2 separate regions of the Homo sapiens genome follow, and region 1 is linked to region 2. Evidence: read pairs that join two places in POLR2A ChIA-PET (ENCODE). Cell type or tissue: CD4-positive, alpha-beta T cell. All regions are shown on one strand. Each heading gives the region's core, and the rest is flanking DNA. Links, peaks and the distances in the headings are about the cores only.

What was found. Peaks named below come from ENCODE experiments on the same cell type or tissue, not always from the same donor. Only the 100,000 strongest peaks of a DNase experiment are listed, where the experiment ranks them.
Region 1: POLR2A ChIA-PET joins it to region 2 with 5 read pairs; 2 of 35 experiments call an interaction of 5 or more read pairs at or near these places.

What each region holds. Positions count from the first base shown.
Region 1 is chr1:40,873,438-40,878,812 of GRCh38, forward strand. No RefSeq gene overlaps it. Among named protein-coding and RNA genes, the nearest start is that of CITED4, 14 kb to the left of the region's middle. RefSeq lists an enhancer at 1,886-3,085 and a silencer at 3,034-3,205. In CD4-positive, alpha-beta T cell, for the core only: no CTCF peak of the experiment used is centred there; DNase peaks (open chromatin) are centred at 2,444 and 4,544.
Region 2 is chr1:40,229,673-40,235,047 of GRCh38, forward strand. RLF (RLF zinc finger) reads left to right here. Exons shown (of 8, transcript NM_012421.4): 7 at 1,845-1,986. Among named protein-coding and RNA genes, the nearest start is that of TMCO2, 16 kb to the right of the region's middle. In CD4-positive, alpha-beta T cell, for the core only: no CTCF peak of the experiment used is centred there; a DNase peak (open chromatin) is centred at 2,919.

The DNA of each region.
Region 1 (5,375 bases), core at 242-5,241, 640 kb after region 2:
AGGGGCTCAGAGTGCGGTGAGGGAGACATTCACTGGTGTAGAGCAGACATCAAAGATGAAGTGAGCCCAGAGGCAGGGGAACTTCACGATGGTCAGGATCTGGACAGATGAAGAAGGCAGGAAATGGGCTTTCTAAACAAACAGCACAGCTTTTGAGGGAAAGCACCATGATGTGAATGTACAGAGTGATGTTCAGGAAGTACCAGTAGCTGGGTGAGGCCGGAAAAATGGGTGCTGAGAGAGGGAGAGATCAGTCCTGAAGGGTGAAGACCCTTGAAAGTCAGGACTCAGAACATTGAAAATCATCTGTGCAGAGCTTTCTGTGTCATCTCACTGCAACAAGGAGAAATGGCAGGAGGTGTTTCTCCCATTTTACAGAAAGGAATTGATGTTCAGAGAGGCTTAGTTTGGCTAATGTTGCCTCGCTAGCAAGTGGCAAGAGTGGGACTTGAACTGGGGTCTTTTAACCTCATGCCCTACACTTGCCTGCTCAAGCAAGCGATTGTCAGCCTGCCTCTGTGGGTAGGGAGGGACAACGGAAGCATTCCAAGCGGGAAAGGGATGCTCCTTCTACGGAACTTTTGCCAGTGGAAAGTATGGAATGGATTTGAGGTGACTTGCTAGGGCATGGCAGTGAACCCATTCATTCATTCATTCATTCATTCATTTTTGGAAGCCCTGAGGCTGGAGGGCGGTGAGCTGAGCATTGACCATCAAGCAGGTAGGCACGGGTCAGATTGTTGGGGCACCAAGTCAAGAGTTTGGGTTGTGTCACGAATGGGATGGTAAGCCACTGGAGCCAGGAGGTCACCCTGCATGACCCCAAACCCTGTGACCCTGTGGAAGAGGGAGATTAGGAAAGGCAGGAGGGGCTCAACCAGCTGCAATGGAGTCACATGTAAAGGAGGCAGGGGCATTAAGTTCTAAAATCAGCAGGTAAGGCAAAAGTCATATGCAGTCCTTAAGAACTCAGTAAGGAGGCTGGGTGGTGCAGTGCCTCATGTCTATAATCCCAGCACTATGGGAGGCTGAGGTGGGTGGATCACTTGAGGTCAGGAGTTGGTGACCAGCCAGGCCAACATGGAGAAACCCCATTTCTACTAAAAATTAAAAAAAAAAAAAATAGCCAGGTGTAGTGGCATGTGCCTGTAGTCCCAGCTACTTGGGAGGCTGAGGCAGGAGAATTGCTTGAACCCAGGAGGTGGAGGCTGCAGTGAGCCAAGATCATGCCACTGGGTGACAGAGCAAGAGTCCGTCTCAAAAAAAAAAAATTCAGTAAGGAGCTTATTACATTTTTGTGAATTCAATCCTTATAGTAATAGGTATGTTTTTATATATGCTACATGGTAATATGCAGTATATGGAAAATGCATATATTTACACTATATACAAAGTGTATAATTTAATATTGCTTTTTTTTTTTTTTTTTGAGACAGGGTCTTGCTCTGTCACCCAGGCTGGAGTAATGGCACAGTCATATGCCAAGTGGAAAAATCATATGCCAATGGCACAAGTTGCAGCCTTGAACTTCTGGGCTCAAGCCATCCTCCTGCCTCAGCCTCTGGAGTACCTGGGACTACAGGCATGCGCCACCCACCACATCCAGCTTTTTTTTTTTTCCTTCCTTCCTTCTTTCCTTCCTTCCTTCCTTTCTTTTCTTTCTTTTCTTTCTTTTTCTTTTTCTTTTTTTTTGTAATAGAGATGAGGTCTTGCTATGTTGTCCAGGCTGATCTCAAATTCCCAAACTCAAGCAATTTTCCTGCCTCGGCCCTCTAATATTGCATTTAAACACATAAAAGAGAGAAAAATGAGTTGGCTTGTGCCTATAAAGTTGTTTGTGTGATTTATAATGTAAGTACACCGAGACTCCCCAGAATGGATGCTGTTGCTGCCCTGTCCAGATCCCCTTTCCCAGCTGCCATGATGTAGACTACTAACAGTCACAGCTGCCCGCTTCTTTTGAGAATTGTTCTCAGCCAAATAGAAGCTTCCCATCTCCCCCACCCTAGTCCTTGACAGTCCTGGGAAGAAACTAGTAAGGGGTATAAAAGGCTGGTCCTCTTGCCTCAATGTGAGACTGACTCTGTGGAGTAATTGGCTGGGACCTGTTCATCTTTCCTCCTTCCTTTCTCTCTCTCTCTTTTAAAAATTATTATTATTATTTTTAGATACAGGATCTCACTATATTGACCAGGCTGGTTTTGAACTCCTGACCTCAAGCAATCCTCCTGCTTCAGCCTCCCAAAGTGCTGGGATTACAGGTGTGAGCCACTGCATCTGGCCAGATGATGACCTTGACCTCTGATTGCTGCCACATAACTGGAACTCAGAGACCTTCTTGCACATCTGTGGAAAGGGGAGTTTGCTTTGAACTGCATTTCCTCACCAGCGTCACCCATTCCTTAAGAGTCAGGTTGATAAACGAGTCAATGCTGAGCCCAAACCAGGCAGGATTAATCATTTCCTCCTCCACATTGCTGCTGCTGCTGCTGCTGCATCCTGTGTCTGAGTCATTTCCTCATCTTTAATAGCTAACATGATGCCCAGTACAAAATAGGTATGGGGGAATATTTACTGAATGAATGTCATTGAATCTGACACCGTTGGATGTTGGATCCACTCAGTCCACTTGGCCACAGTTTAAGCAGCGTGAGGGTAGAGCCAAGTTTTTTTGTTTGTTTGTTTGTTTGTTTGTTTTTAGAGACACTATGCAAATAGGTAGAGCTAAGTTTTACTCTTTGGTGTGGGAAGGGCAGGATGGTGCAGTGCAAGAGCATGAGCTCTGCAGACACTCAGGAATCCTGTGCTTGAATTCCAACTCTGTGCCTCTGGGTCTTGAAATTTTAGGCAAATTATTTCTCTTGGAACCTGTTTCCTCATCTGTAAAATGGGGGTGATATCAACAAGAGTTATGTGCCAGGCAATTAGGAGGATTAAATGAGATAATGCAACTAAAATTTCCATCATTGGCCTAACACAAAGTAGGAGCTTGGTAAATATTAATTTTCTCTATTCTGGTATTCCCATAGGACCTGGAACATGGCAGACAGTCAGTAAGTGCTGGGTCACCTTCAGGCCACCCTGGACCATCCAGCTCTAGCTAAGCCATCAGCTGACTACAACTACATGAATGAACCCAGGAGATAAGAGCAGAAGAATCACCTAGCTGAGCCCAGCCAAACTGCAGCATATAGTATCATGAGCTAATAAACAATTCCTGCTTTAAGCCCTAAGCCCTAACAATTTGAAGTCCTTGTTACACAGCAAATACTGTTGCAAACAATGACGTTTTAAGAAGAGCTGGGATCGAGCTGGTATTTAGGAGCAACTGAAACCAGGACTCTCTTGTTCTGTCTCATGTCTTTCCTATTTTCTGCACGTTATCTTCCCTCTCTTTCATAGCACATTGATTTTCTTCATGGTGCAGAGAAAAAGGTTGAGTTTTATAGCTTGCATCTTCAAGATAATGGAGAAAAACTGATTCTGTTTTCTGCATCTCAGATCTAAAAATCCCTGGGAAAAGACTCATTGGCCCAGCTTAGGTCAAGCCTCCCCTTGGACCAATCAACTGGTAATGGAGTAGGGAGGGCACTCCATCACAACACACACGTTAGATGACATATGAGCAAAACTATCCCAGGCACTGTTTTAAGGCTTAACATGTGTTAACTGACTTCATCCTCATAATACAACAATCCCATCAGAGCTATTATTGTCTCTGTTTTGAAGTGAGGAAACTGAAAACAAGCCACAGAGAGGTGAAGTAACTTGCCCAAGACTACACAGCTAAAAAGAGGTGCAGCCAGGACTTACACCACAGCTATCTGACTCCAGAATCCACCCACTTAATGACCACAGTGGTCTGCCTCTCATATTGAGTTCCTGGGGGGTTCCAATAGATTGAGGGGTGGGCAGGATGGAGGCACTCCAAGGAAATATCTGGAATGCTAACTCAGAGAAGGTAAGCCTCTGGGGGCCCTTGATCTCACTGTCTTCAGGCCTCTAAATGACTCTCACTAGGCAATGGCAGTGGAAGGTTCTGGATCACCTCAGAAAACAAATCTAGGATCAGTGGGTGGACACCACTGGAAAGTGGGTTTCAATTCGATGGTAGGAATTTCTTCAGAGTCAGGGATATTAGTGCTCAAAGTCACACAACAAGCTGAACTGGGGTTTAAACTTATGCCTGAAGGAGTGCTGAGGCTTTGCTGTTAACCACTGTGCCCCATCTTCGTTTCCTTCTCAAAATGAGGAAAAGAATATTGGTGGAGGTGAGGCAGGGAGACACAGGGCCTACATCTACCCACATTTCATTAAAGGCCTGCTGTTTCCCAGCAGATGGAGGCTGCTTATGTGATCATCTCCAGTTACCCCGTGGGTTTGCCCCGCCCCCTTGGCTGGTGTGTAAATTCCCTGTGGGGAGAGTCATGTGCCCTCTTAAATGCCCAGTCTTATGCTGTCCTGGCTGGGGCCTGTGGGATGGGGGAGCTGGGAGGACGCTTCCTGTAGTTCCTCAGGTGCCTCCCAGCATGGCTTAGACTTTGGGGGCAGGGTTGGACCAGGCAGGAAGGGGCAGCTGGGGGTTTCCTCTGGGTGCGACAGCCTGGCTCTTGCTGGGCTGGAAGCCAAGCCTGGGAAGGAATTTCCCAGTCCTGTCTGAATTCTGTTTTCTCTTTTTATTTTATTTTTTTAGAGACAGAGTCTCCCTCTGTCACCCAGGCTGGAGTGCAGTGATGCGGTCATAGCTCACTATAACCTCAAACTTTTGGGCTCAAGTGACTCTCACCCCTTAGTCTCAAGAGTGGCTGGGACTACAGGAGAGTGCCCCCATGCCCTGCTAATTATTATTTTTATTTTTATATTTTTTGTAGTGACGAGGGTCTCACTTTGTTGCCCAGGCTAGACTCAAACTCCTGGCCTCAAGTGATCCCTCCACCATAGCTTCCCAAAACCCTGGGATTAGAGACAAACCTGAGCCACTGTGCCTGGCCTGAATTCTGTTTTCTTTGTGGAGGGAGGGAGAATAGTGTGAGAAGATGAATCCTGTTCCTCACCTCCCCAGCAACTAGCCTTAAGGTAGAAGAGGAGAATTGGGGTAGTCTTTATTTGGGAGGAGGAAGCAGCACTTTCTCATAAGGCATCAGGGTTTGGTGCTTCTCTGCTAGGAAAAGAATAATACTCTCACACCCCCAAAGCTAATAGGTGCCCAGGGAAGTCTTGGCTTAGTTGGGTGACCGTGCTGAGAAATAGAAATATAAATGTGGGCCAGACGCAGTGGCTCACGCTTGTAATCCTAGCACTTTCCGATGCCGAGGCAGGCGGATCTTAAGCCCAGGAGTTCGAGACCAGCCTGGACAATATAGCGAAACCCTATC
Region 2 (5,375 bases), core at 129-5,128:
TCGAACTCCTGACCTTGTGATCCACCTGCCTTGGCCTCCCAAAGTGCTGTGATTACAGCCATGAGACACCACGCCCGGCCAGTCATTTATCTTTTGAGACACCATATATTCATTTCAATCTTTGAAGCGAGTTTTATAACTACTTAAAAATTTCACCTTATGCCGGGCACGGTGGCTCATGCCTGTAATCCCAGAACTCTGGGAGGCCGAGGCAGGCAGATCACCTGAGGTTGGGAGTTAGAGACCAGCCTGACCAACATGGAGAAACCCCATCTCTACTAAAAATACAAAATTATCCAGGCGTGGTGGCACATGCCTGTAATCCCAGCTACTTGGGAGGCTGAGGCAGGAGCATTGCTTAAACCTGGGAGGTGGAGGTTGCGGTGAGCCAAGATGGTGCCATTGCACTCCAGCCTGGGCAACAAGAGCAAAGCTCCGTCTCAAAAAAAAAAAAAAGAAGAAAAGAAAATCACCTTACAAGAGCCCCAGTTCCCTCTTTAGAAATATAAGAAAATAAATTCCGTTAAATATATTTACTTTAAATTACATGTTTTCATTTCTTAAGCTTTGGATTTGTAGCCAACTTTCTGGGAGACAGTCTGTGTTAATAGCAATATAGGATATCAGTGTTTTTAAATTGGCTTATGAAAAAGTACAGATTTTTAAATGAAAATTATTTAATCAGTATCCATTGATTTACTTAAAAGAGCCACATGTATTAAGTGATAGCATTCTTTTTAGTTTAGTGTTTTTTTTGTTTGTTTGTTTTGTTTTTTTGAGATGGAGTCTTGCTCTGTCGCCTAGGCTGGAGTGCAGTGGCGCTATCTCAGCTCACTGCAACCTCCACCTCCCAGGTTCAAGCGATTCTCCTGTTCTCAGCCTCCCAAGTAGCTGGGATTACAGGCATCCACCACCACACTCAGCTAAGTTTTATATTTGTAGTAGAGATGAGGTTTCACCATGTTGGCCAGCCTGGTTTCGAACTCCTGACCTCAAGTGATCTGCCCCCCTTCACCTCCCAAAATGCTAGGATTACAGGCATGAGCCACCCGCCATGCCCGGCCTCTTTTTAGTTTTGCTATTAGAAGTGATAACATTCTTTTTAGTTTCACTATTAGCTTTCCTTGCATTCACATTTTACATTCTCTCATTAGCATTTCTATCCTTGGCATTGTTGAGTTTCTAATGCTTTTTTGCGTGAGTGTTTTACCCATTAAATGTTTTTGTTTAATTTATTATTTTCAAGCTTTCCTTTTGTTTCCATAATGAATCTTTGTGAGATTCCTGTATTTTAGCCATTTCCAAAAAGTGCCATTTTACTTATTTCACTGGAAGTATTTAACCATTCCAAACTACAGGCTCTAAGTAGCATCCTGACATTTTAGATCTGGAAAGGGCCCTTTAAGATCACTGTATAGAAGTGTACCATTAGAGTGTCTTTGTTGTATATATATTTCGTTGTTAATTTAGTGATGGCTGATTATTTCTGCCCATTAGGACAGGGCTTAATTCAATCAGTATATTAATCACCAGTGTGAAGGATAAAACCTTTTAGAACAACATGGGATCTAAATAAGTTTTTTTTAAATGCCACTGTTAAGGAGGTAGTGTTTTGTTTTTATTTTTCCCCCTAAACACAAGAGAGAAGTCAGGGAATTGTTACGGAGGATTCTTAACAATTTTATCAGTTTGGGAGAAAGCAGTGGTGAATATAGACAGCTTTTAATCTAGTTTTTGTTTTCTCTACTGTCAGCTTTCTACAGATCAAAAAATTGGGTTGCCGGGGGCAGGGCAGCAAATACCAGTTACTTTAAATGTTTTACCATGATCTTCTTTTTTTATAGGGAACTGACTCTTTTTTGGAGTAAACTGCAAAGAAGAATTGACCCTTCTTTAGATACTTTTTTGGAGCGCTGTCGTCAGTTTGGTGTCATAGCTAAAACGCAGCAGCATTTATTTTGCCTCATTAGAGTTATACAAACTGAAGTGAGTACTTTATGCCTTCTCTGCTAACTGTAGCTGGAGGAAAGAAATGAGTGGGAAGATAACTTCTCAGGAAATTCCCTTTAAAGGAAGATAAGAAATAATGAGTTTTAATAAGATTAATGGAATTGACCACATCTGACTGTTTCTCCAGATTGACTTCCTATAATTAATCAGAAACAAATTGATGGTCAAACAAGTTAGGTGATATTTATTTCTAATTACTGTGAATGAAGTTGTGTCTCCTGTCACGTTAAGAACATTTTAAGAGGCCAGGCACGGTGGCTCAAGCCTGTAATCCCAGCACTTTGGGAGGCCAAGGCGGGTGGATTACTTGAGCTCAGGAGTTCGAGACCAGCCTGGCCAACCTGGTGAAACCCCGTCTCTACTAAAAATACAAAAATTAGCCGGGCATGGTGGCGGGCGCCTGTAATCCCAGCTACTTTGGAGGCTGAGGCAGGAGAATCGCTTGAACAGGGAAGGCGGAGGTTGTGGTGAGCCAAGATTGCACTGCTGCACTCCAGCCTAGGTGACAGAGTGAGACTTGGTCTTTTTTTTTTTAAAAAAAAAAAAAAGAACATTTCAAGGTAACTATAGAACTTGCCTGTTTAAACAATTACTTTATAATTGGCCATTAGAACATTTTGTTTTGTTTAAATCTTTAATAAAGGTACTAATTTTCTATTGTTGAATAACATCACAAAAATTAATACTTAAAACAATGTCCGTTTTTATCAGTTCAGTTTTGTAAATCAGAAATCCAGCACAATGTGGCAGGATTCTCTTCTAAGATTATCATATTGGCTAAAATGTAGTTTGCCAGGCTAAGTTCTATCAGAGGCTCTGTGGAAAATCCACTTCAAAGCTTATTCTTATCGACAGGTTTCAGTTCCTGTGGTTGTAGGACTAAGGTTTCTGTTTTCTGGCTGGCTGCCAATCAGGGTCTGTTCTCAGGTGCTAGAAGCTACACTCAGTCTTTACCTCTGTTTTCAAGCAGCAAGGGTGCAACAAGTTGGTGCTTGAAACCTGACATCCTCCATCTCTGACTTTAGTTTTCAGTTTTTGGTTGAGACAGGTCTCGCTCTGTCACCCAGGCTGTAGTGCAGTGGTGCGATCATAGCTCATTACAGCTTCAAACTCCTTGGCTCAAGCAATCCTCCCGTCTCAGCCTCCAGAGTAGCTGAGATTGCAGGCGTGTGCCACTATACCTGGCTTTTTCTTTTTTGGCGGGGAGCAGTGGTAGATACAGGGTCTTGCTTTGTTGCCCAGACTGGTTCTGAACTCCTGGCCTCAAGCAATTCTCCCACCTCAGCCTTCCAAAGTGCTGGGATTATAGGTGTAAGCTGCCCCACCTGCTTGAACTTGGGAGGCAGAGGTGGCAGTGAGCCGAGATCACACCATTGCACTCCAGCCTGGGCGACAGAGTGAGACTCTGTCTCAAAAAAAAAAAAAAAAGCAAAGATTGAATGACTTGGCTATATCCTATGTGCGCTTGCAACAGTATGCCAAGTCACTCTTGATCCCTCACCTTCCTAGTTTAAGACCCACCAATTTCTTCAAAATTCAGCTCCACATTGCATATCCTGATTCACATTTATTCACTACTCCTTTCAGTAACTTTTTGGCATATCTGTTCAGAATATATAATAGTATTTCTGGTTACTTTTCTTTGAAAAATGTTGTTAGTGATTTTTCAAATGTTACCATCCCAGCCAGATTAGGCTGTTTAAGAAAGAATGGCCATTCTTTGCTGTCCACCTCACAGTCTTCCAAAAGGAGTTAGTAACTTGTTGAGAAACTGAATTATTTTAAAATTTAGCTGACTTTCCCCAAGTCCTCTCTGCTCTTACTTACAAATGATAAACTTCTATCACATCATCCTAATAAGTCAAGAGACCCATGGTCTAGTCCTGTGGAGCCACTAAAGCAACATGGCCTGTTTTACTTGGACTACATTCCAAATGAGAGGGAGAAACTTCTATATTCTTTAGGCCACTACTGTTGTGGGAAGTCTGCCACTCACAACAGAACCAGATCCTAGCTGATACAGGCTAGGTAATGCCTCTCTTTCAAAAAAGCTAGAGTCTCAGCTCGTCTGAAAGGTAGGGAGTTATCTCAATTGATTGTTCACAGTCAGTTACAGACTGAACTCTGTTCTACTCTTTCCCCCTTCTCACTATTACACTTGACTAGTTTTAAAGAAAAAAAAGTTGGAGTCTCAGTTTGCAAGGGATTCTACACTCACTCACTCCCTTTTCACCTACCAGTCCACATCTCTTCTACTCTTCAGGCCAAATATCTTCTTTTTTTTGAGACGGAGTCTCACTCTGTTGCCCAGGCTGGCATGCAGTGGCGTGATCTCAGCTCACTGCAACCTCCGCTTCCCAGGTTCAAGGGATTCTGATGCCTCAGCCTCCCAAGTAGCTGGGGCTTTGGGCCTGCATCACCATGCCTGGCTAATTTTTTGTATTTTTATTAGAAATGGGGTTTTGCCATGTTGGCCCTGCTGGTCTTAAACTCCATGCCTCAAGTGATGTGCCTGCCTCGGCCTCCCAAAGTGCTGGGATTACAGGTGTGAGCCACTGTGCCCGGCCTAAATGCTTTTAAGTCCTTGCTCCTCTGCTCACTAGTTAGTGACATTGGGCAACTTAACGTTCTGAGTGTTGGGGGTTTTTTGTCTATAAAATGAGGATAATACGTGCAAAAAAGTTTATTTCAAATAAGTGCCTAGGCTGTAGTAGGGGTTCTGTAAATCAATGACAGTGATTTCTTTGTGTTCCCAGCATTTAGAATGAATGATGCCCAACACAGAATTAAATGCCTGGCAAATTGTTTACTGATTTAAACAGTGGAATTTACTCCATTATTTTACATTGTATTCTGTTAAATAGTTACAATGTGCCAGCGTTATTATTTCATCTTTATAACCTTAGGAGGAAAATCTGTTATTAACATTACTGTTATCATTTTACCAATAAGGAAACTGAAGTTTAGAGGTTGAGAACTTGTCACTTGTTGTGAAGCTGGGGTTCAAAGGCAGTCAAAGTCTGATTCTAAAGTCTCTGCTCATAGCAGTGCGTTTTAAGCCACTCTGACATATCTTGCTTTTCTTTGCTCATGTCATTTTTGTATTTTATTTCAGCCTCTCAGATAAAAAGAGTTATCTTGTATGTACCAAGCTTTTATCACATATGACCAGGTCTTCCTAATTTTAAACTAGTTTCTGAGAACCTGCTGCCATAGCAAGATTTCTGATTTCTGTTTTTTCCCTGGAAAGCTGAGATTCAGTACACCTGTGACGGTGACTATAAATTACCAGATTCTTTCAGGAGGAAATGGAAAGGATCATTTATTTTATCTTTGAAGTTTTGAAAAATCCAAGTGTTCATGAT